Regions from separate parts of the Mus musculus genome. Here all the other regions are linked to region 1. The links are chromatin loops, found by intact Hi-C in ENCODE. Cell type or tissue: heart. All regions are shown on one strand.

Region 1 (2,500 bases):
TCAGAAAGCTCCAACTTAGTCTTGTATTTGTAGCATAAGATACAGAAATTAACTTTTCTAAATTCAAAGAAAAGGAATAGAACACCTCACTAATTAAAAACCAAGTACTGCCTTTATTTGGCTCACCGCTCCGTTTATTAGAGTAACCACATGTGGAGAGGCACAAAGCACTTAAGTTTTACATGACTACAAAGTGATCACAAATCCCAAACTTCAGGTCTTTCACTTCCACTTAAAGAACAAGTTTTCAAAGCGTCTGAGTTAGTTCAATACACAGACCCAGATCTCACGGGAGCTATTATGTTTAAACGATGCACTTCTTGCTCTAGCATCTTCTTCAAGTGGGATCCAGCAAAGGAGGCTGAGATGTCTAAGGTCATGATGCAAATGCTTTGAGGGGCAGTGAATCAATCTGCACGAAGTGGCAAAGATGCAGTGCGCACAGCGCTGAGGGCTCACTGGGCCATCTGCGCTTCCATGGCTTGTGCTGTCCACTCCGGGGCCGTCTGACTAATTTTCTCCAGGAGGTTGTTTACTTGGAAACAAAGTGACTGGATCTGCTTGTCCCATGTTGGCAGGGCTTCTCGTGCTAAGGAAAGAATAAAATAATAGGGAAGATAGAAATTACTCACAAATCGAGGCTAAAAGATAAATTACAACAGTGTTAACTTTTAAAAGATGTTTATTCTGGGACTCTTGGCAAGAACTCAGCTCAGGCCAAGCATGGTATGGCAGAGTTTCCATCTCTGCACTCAAAAGACAGAAGTAGGCAGGATCTCTGTGAGTTTGTGGCTAGCCTGGTCTACACAGTGAGTTCCAAGTCATCCAAGAGGGCCACACAATGACACTGTCTCAAAGAAAGAACGCAAATCACTAACACCAAACATAAAATGGAACATAATGAAAATGTTATTACTAATGCCCTTGAAAACAAAATCAACGACTGAAGACCTATCAAGACAAGATGACCACAAAGCAGCCTCACTCCAGGGTCAGGCTCTCAGTGTTTGCTGGGGCGATACTGCCATCTACTAGGAGAACGCTGGATCTACACATGAGAATATGTCTACCTCACCAAAAAATAATTTAACATTTACAGCAGAAAAAGACAATGTAAAATCTACTTGAAACACTATCTTGAGTACTTTTTTTTTTAAGGGCAAGGTTTTCTGTATAGCCTGTCCTGTAACGCACTGTGTAGACCAGGCTGGCCTCAAACTCACAGAGATCTGCTGCTGCTGCCTCTGCCTCCCAAGAGCTGAGATTAAGGTATTAAAGGTGTGCACCACCTCTTCATTTAAGAAGACTCAAAAAAAAAAAAAAAAAAAAGGAAACCCCACATTTTATTTTATGTATAGGAGTGTTTCGCCTCAGTGTGTGTGTGTGTGTGTGTGTGTGTGTGTGTGTGTGTGTACACCATGATCTTGCCTGGTGCCTACAGAGGCCAGAAAAGGAGGTAACCTAGACCTGGAGCTGCAGATGGTACTGAGAACTGAACCTGACTCCACTGCAAGAATTTGGAGCCATCCAGTCCCCTCCTCCCTTTAATTGAACTTCTTTCTCTTCCCTCTGCCCTGTTTTCATTTCTTTAAGACCACAGTGACTCTGGCTATACTGGAGAAAGTAGGTTAGGAAGCAAGTGTAGACAAGTGGAAAACATCACAGGCTGTGACAGCAGCATTCTGTAAGTCACAGGGAATACAAACGAAGAGAAGGGGCCAGGCCGCAGGTGGCTCTGAGGGTGAAGCCTGGCCATGTGAGAATGACCCCAATCCTCAGAGTAGAAAGAGGAATGATGACTGCAAAGTGTTCTCTGACCTCCACACATGCTCCAAGGTATGTGCTCACCCACACGCACACATACATTTGAATTTTTAAAAATAAGAAAAGTACATGGATTCCTAAGAACATTAGGAGTTGTAATTTATAGGACATGAAAGATACAGGAGTTAAACATAAGAAATTAAGGAAAAAGTTAACATGTAACTTTTAAATGGCTAACTAGAAAGTTTTGGACCTGTGTTTGTCCTAAATCCCTATTAAGCAATCTAATATAGACGCCTTAGGTGTGAACTAGAGCTACAGGTTTGAGAAAGAGAAGAGACTGGTACAAGCAAATCCAGCCACTTCCAAACATACTAACTGAATCAAGGGGTAGAAATCACCCGTGGAGACTCAATGCCTGTAGTGGGAAAGGCCTGGGATTAAGCCGTAAGTAGCTGATGTTAAATCTAAGGGCATCACAGAGTCCATAAAGATGACGTGAAGAACAGCTGCGAGTGCAGGAAAGGCGGCAGGGGCAGGACAGGGCGGCAGAGTCGACAGCATCAGGATGGCCATGGTGTGGTACCGCGTGCACAAGGAAAAGGGACCAGCAATATTGGCTTTATTAAAACCAAGATAAAGTCTAAAGCAGGCTTGCCAGTTCACCCCTGTGAGCTCTGCACTCAGGAAGCAAAGATGGGGGAAGCTCCACATCAGGGGCCAGTCTGGGCGGCTG
Region 2 (2,500 bases), 370 kb before region 1:
CAGAAGAAAATGACCCGTATTTTTGGACAAGTCGTTGCTAAGTATCTTCTGATCTGAAATCAATCCAAATCGTTCCCCTGAGTCTGGAGGCTCCTTATCCTCTGTCAATGAGGTTTGCTACGTCAGTGGCTTCAGAGTTCAAAGCTCCAGCTATGAAAGACACACCCTTTCCTGTAAATGCTCTAAGCAAAGTGTGTGTGTGGTCTGTGACGCAATCCCAGCTCCATAATACTGCGTACTATGGAACTATGACTATATCTCCCGTCTTTAAACACACAGAAGTCAAGGGCAGGTTCCTTGACCCTACAGCAATACTTGTTGGGTACTTGAGTCTCAAATTGCTGATTCTTTGAAACAACAAATCAGACGAGGGAACCTCTTGTAAACCTTTGACCCAATAAAGCAAGACTCCTTCAGGAATCTTTTGGGGATTTTTCAACGATATGTTGTCATATGAACTCGAAACACATTTATCCAAACAAATTGACTTTATTGTCATTTTTTTCTTTTTTTAAAGATTTATTTATTTTATCCCCCCCCCCCGTGTGTGTGTGTGTGTGTGTGTGTGTGTGTGTGTGTGTGTGTTGCCTGCACATATTGGTATGTACCTGTTGCCTGAAGAGGAGAGAAGTGTGCTCTAGAACTGATGACAGACTGTGGGGAGCTGTCATGTGGGCGCTAGGAATCAAACCCCAGTCCTCTGCAAGAGCAGCCAGTGCTCTTTGACTGTGAAGCCATCACTCCCACCCCAAGAGTTTTCCTTAGTGGACCCGGATTCGAGGACCAGGAATGGATGCTGTATTGGACCCCTGGGGAACACACAGCATCTTGAAAACCCAGACTCCTGTTGAGTAGCTCACTGCGCCTTTGAGTCCTCTCCTCGGTGGCAGCGGCGGGAGGGGGGGGGGTGGGGGGGGTGAGCTCTTGTGTTGCCCTCAGGAAAACAATGGAAGATAGGATCTTTCAGAACAGCGTGCCTGGGGAAAAGCTGGGCCTTTGGAACAAAGCAGGACGGGTTACTCTTTAAAGGTTTCACACTTTCCCAGCAAATATTCTCACTACAACCACTCCTCCTGGGGTAACATAGCCTACCCTGTTTCCTGTCCCCCCAATCACGGGGGATAGGCGCTGGGTGACCATGGAGTCCTACTCACCCAACTGCATGACTAACCTGTGACCCAGTGAGGCCAGAGTCTTTAAGCTTTTTCTCTATATAGCTGAGTCACAACATGAAAACGCTATTTGATTTGAAATTGTGGTTTGGGGCAACAATCTATCTTCCTGATGGGTGTATAAAGCCAGCTGGAAATAATGAAGAGATTGCAGGTTCTAATGAACCTCGGGTCTACCCTGGATCTGCCTTCCAAGGATCTAGTTCCCACCGCAATGCCTTCACTTCCATGGGATCTGTTGAATCCAGCTGAAATGGGTTCTGTTTCCAAGTTTTAAAAACTTACTTCTAGCAAGTTAAGTTGAACTCAATGTAGTCACGATGCTACACGTAAAGTCCACAAGATGGCGCTCTCCTCAAGCTTTCGTTCCATGGCTTCCCAACCAGCCATTCTAGCTGATAGCCACATTCACAAATCATAATCAGTTGAAAACTCTCAATGGTTCCGAATGCACTCCAATGGTTACAGCTGTGCCGAGTAGGGCACCCTGCATGGAGTGCTTAAAACCAAGCAGGTGTGGAAAGCTATAGTGTGGCCATCTCTTTCAGGACAACATCAACCTGCAATGGGTTTAGGAGATTTTGTATGAAATGCTCTGCGACAGCTGAGATCACAGAGCCCTATAACCCACCCATCCACTAGCCTGATTAGCCTTCAGGGCCAAAGAGCTTTACTGTAAGGTTGTTACCTACCGGGATATCACAAGTCTGTGTCCCTATCTCAGCCCAGATTTAGTGCACTGGTGAGTTGGAGAAGTCTTCTGCCTACAACTTCCGGTTCCGGCTTACTGCACAAATAACACTGTCTTTTCATGAGGTTTTTGGGTTTGTTTGTTTTTTTTAAGATTTACTTATTTTATGTATATGAGTGCTCTATCTTCGTGTATGCCTGCATGCTGGATGACAGGATTAGATCCCAGATGGTTGTGAGCCACCAGGTGGTTGCTGGGAATTGAACTCAGGACCACTGAAAGAACAGATAGTGCTCTTAACTGCTGAGCCATCTCTCCAGCCCCTTTAAATGAGGTTTTAATGGGTGTTTTGAAAATGGAAGGGCTTGACCTCTTGGATAAAATATAAGGTTCCTATCACCATAATAAAAATTCTGTACACTCTATTAAAACTTCCCTACTTGGCAGGGTGTCAGTAGCACACAACTTTAATTGAAGTGCTCAGGAGGCAGGCGGATCTCTCTGAGTTCAAGGCCAGCCTGGTCTACAGAGTTAGTTCCAGCCAGGGATGCACAGAGAAACCCTGTCTCAAAATATAGATAAATTAGATTAGATAGATAGGATAGAGAGAGAGAGAGAGAGAGAGATGATAGATTGA
Region 3 (2,500 bases), 270 kb before region 1:
AAAGAAGCACCCTACCCGGCTAGAGGACACCGCGCTCCCTACAACCCGCGTCTCCCGGTGCGCAGGCTCAAGCCCCGCCCCTACGCTCCAGCCTCCCGTCATGCTCCGCGATAGTGGCTGTGGCGGCAGCGACCGAGGCGGCAGTATGGAGGGCGAGAGCACGTTGGGGGTGCTGTCTGGCTTCGTGCTCGGCGCGCTCACTTTCCATCATCTCAACACAGACTCAGACACGGTGAGCCGGGCGCGGCTGCCGACCCCGCCCGCAGTCCCCGCTCGCTCCGTGGGTTCGCGGAGCAGGGCGCCCTCCCGGGCTCTCATCCGGGCCCTTTTTCTCTGCTCGCCCTTGGGCTTGGAGGAAAGTTCCCCGGGGCCTCCGGCTCGGCGACGAAAGTCGGGCAGCTTACCTGCCTCGCTACCCTGCTGTGCGAAGGATCCCGGCGCCGGGTCCTACTCGCAGCGCGTGAGCGTCGCGAGGCTCGGGAGGACGAGCAGGGGCGAGCCAGACCCCGCACCCAGCCGCAAGGGGCTGGCTAGTTGTAGGGCTACCCTGGCATGAGGCTGTAAGATCCGGCTATTTCTGTGCTACTTTCCGTTACAAACGCACCTTGTCCAGGATCAGATGTGTAAATGCATTTTTAAGCCTTTGCCTCCTTTCGAAGCCCGTGAGTGACATTGAAAACAAATTTTAAGGCTTTTTTTTTTTTTTTTGGTAGATTAAAAACTTACCGTAAAACTTTGAGGTCTGGCAGTAGCATCTTGTATTAAGTTCTTAGTAACATAAAGAAAGAAACTAGAAACATCTAAAATGAGTTTGGGGTCTGCACGAATACAGTGCAGAGAGCACCATACTGAACAGTGTGGAGTAAGGTATTTGAACTGTTGAGTCCTTCGCTTTAAGTGTCAGATCTGCGTTGCCTAAATTGCTTCTCAGCACAGTCCCAGTGATAGGAGTGTACAATGATTTTGATGTGCAGTACATCAAAATACCAGGGGGAAACAAATGACATCTTTGAATGCGCGAGGTACTCACCGGGCAGCACATAATGGGATGATACATTAGCATGGCTCTACGGGAGGATGATACACAAACTTCATACTAAACACAAACACGTGTGTGTGTGTATCTGTGGGACTTATTTTAGAAGATGTTTAGCGTGAACATAAGTAAACTGCCCTAAGTCTGTAGTTTATAGGATTAGCCCTTGTACACTACATCTTGGTGTTTGACCCTAGTTTCTCAGATATTTTAACTTTTGTTTGTTTGTTTGAAGAGTCATTTACTGAGCATCTGTGGATCACACATGGGCAGTGCCCAAGTAGACCAGAAGAGGGCATAACATCCCCTGGAACTTAATGGGAGATAAAGATGTGGGCGCTGAGAACTAAATCCTGTTCTTTTGCAAGAGCAGCCACTGCTCTTAATGACTGAATCGTCCCTCCAGCTCAACTAAAGTTTTTAGAGTTGGTTTCTGAATAATTGTACTTAGAATTGACTGGTACTTTTCCTAGTTTTTAACATTGGGAGTATCAAAATCAAGAACATTTGCAATTGCAGATTTTTACCCACTTGATTCTGTTAAAAGACTGGGACATTCCTATGTTTGTTTGGTTGGTCGTTCGATTATTTTGATGAAATGGAGGCAGGGCATTATAAACCAATTTTAATGAATAGAAGAGTTCACTTGATCTTTAAATGCACCCAAAGAAAAAACTTGAGTCACTGAAATGAGAAAACAAAACAAAAACTCAAAAGGCTGCCTGTATTTTAAAAGAAAACAGGCACACAGTAGACCCACTGGGAAGCAGATGTAACTGAATTACAAATCTTTATTTTTTTTTAATAATTTTTAGACAGATTTACATCTGAAAACATTGATCACTTTAGCATTCCATAGCTAAGAAACCTCCACTGACACTCAGAAATATGTGTAAAATCCAGACTTGGGCTGCTCATTTGGATTATCTTGTGGGACTTTACCCTCTTGTTACAACTGTCCACAGAAGCCTTGCGCTTCAAGACAAACTGCTCAGCTGAGCTCTTAAACAGACTTAAAACTTTTATGCATTTGAGTTAGGGGTGCTTCACTCTCTGCCTTCCCAAACTATTACCAAGCCCTTTAAAGTCAGTTCTACTCAGCCTGGCGTGGTGGCGCTCGCCTTTAATCCCAGCACTTGGGAGGCAGAAGGCAGGCGAATTTCTGAGTTCAAGGCCAGCCTGGTCTACAAAGTGAGTTCCAGGACAGCCAGAGCTACACAGAGAAACCCTGTCTCAAAACAAACAAACAAACAAATCAGTTCCACTCTGTCTCCCTCTCAGCCTTTCCCAGTTACCCATGTGCCCACTACCTATAACACATTTGTATATTGTGAAATTCTGAGAAGATATGATTAGGAGATAGAATATTGACCCTAGCCAGTGTGTTTCATATACTGCTTCTTTTGTTTACTCTCATAGGAAGGTTTTCTCCTCGGTGAAATGAAAGGTGAAGCCAAGAATAGC

What was found. A loop is a pair of places that touch in the nucleus more often than their neighbours do. Peaks named below come from ENCODE experiments on the same cell type or tissue, not always from the same donor. Only the 100,000 strongest peaks of a DNase experiment are listed, where the experiment ranks them.
Region 2: a loop joins it to region 1, with 2.4 times the contacts of the local background. A loop is called at or near these places in 6 of 42 quality-filtered maps.
Region 3: a loop joins it to region 1, with 2.4 times the contacts of the local background. A loop is called at or near these places in 3 of 42 quality-filtered maps.

What each region holds. Positions count from the first base shown.
Region 1 is chr5:100,545,393-100,547,892 of GRCm38, reverse strand. Cops4 (COP9 signalosome subunit 4) reads right to left here. Exons shown (of 10, transcript NM_012001.2): 10 at 91-589. The coding sequence ends at 456. Among named protein-coding and RNA genes, the nearest start is that of Plac8, 26 kb to the left of the region's middle. In heart, a CTCF peak has its summit at 1,043; no DNase peak of the experiment used is centred here.
Region 2 is chr5:100,914,326-100,916,825 of GRCm38, reverse strand. The region is part of intron 1 of Gm36740 (a long non-coding RNA gene); the gene reads right to left. Among named protein-coding and RNA genes, the nearest start is that of Gm36793, 1.9 kb to the right of the region's middle. In heart, a CTCF peak has its summit at 1,507 (motif pointing right); no DNase peak of the experiment used is centred here.
Region 3 is chr5:100,818,563-100,821,062 of GRCm38, reverse strand. It overlaps Abraxas1 (BRCA1 A complex subunit), which reads left to right and starts at 128. Exons shown (of 9, transcript NM_172405.3): 1 at 128-232; 2 at 2,456-2,500. The coding sequence starts at 146. In heart, a CTCF peak has its summit at 1,319 (motif pointing right); a DNase peak (open chromatin) is centred at 92; H3K4me3 peaks cover 1,393 bases; H3K27ac peaks cover 1,023 bases.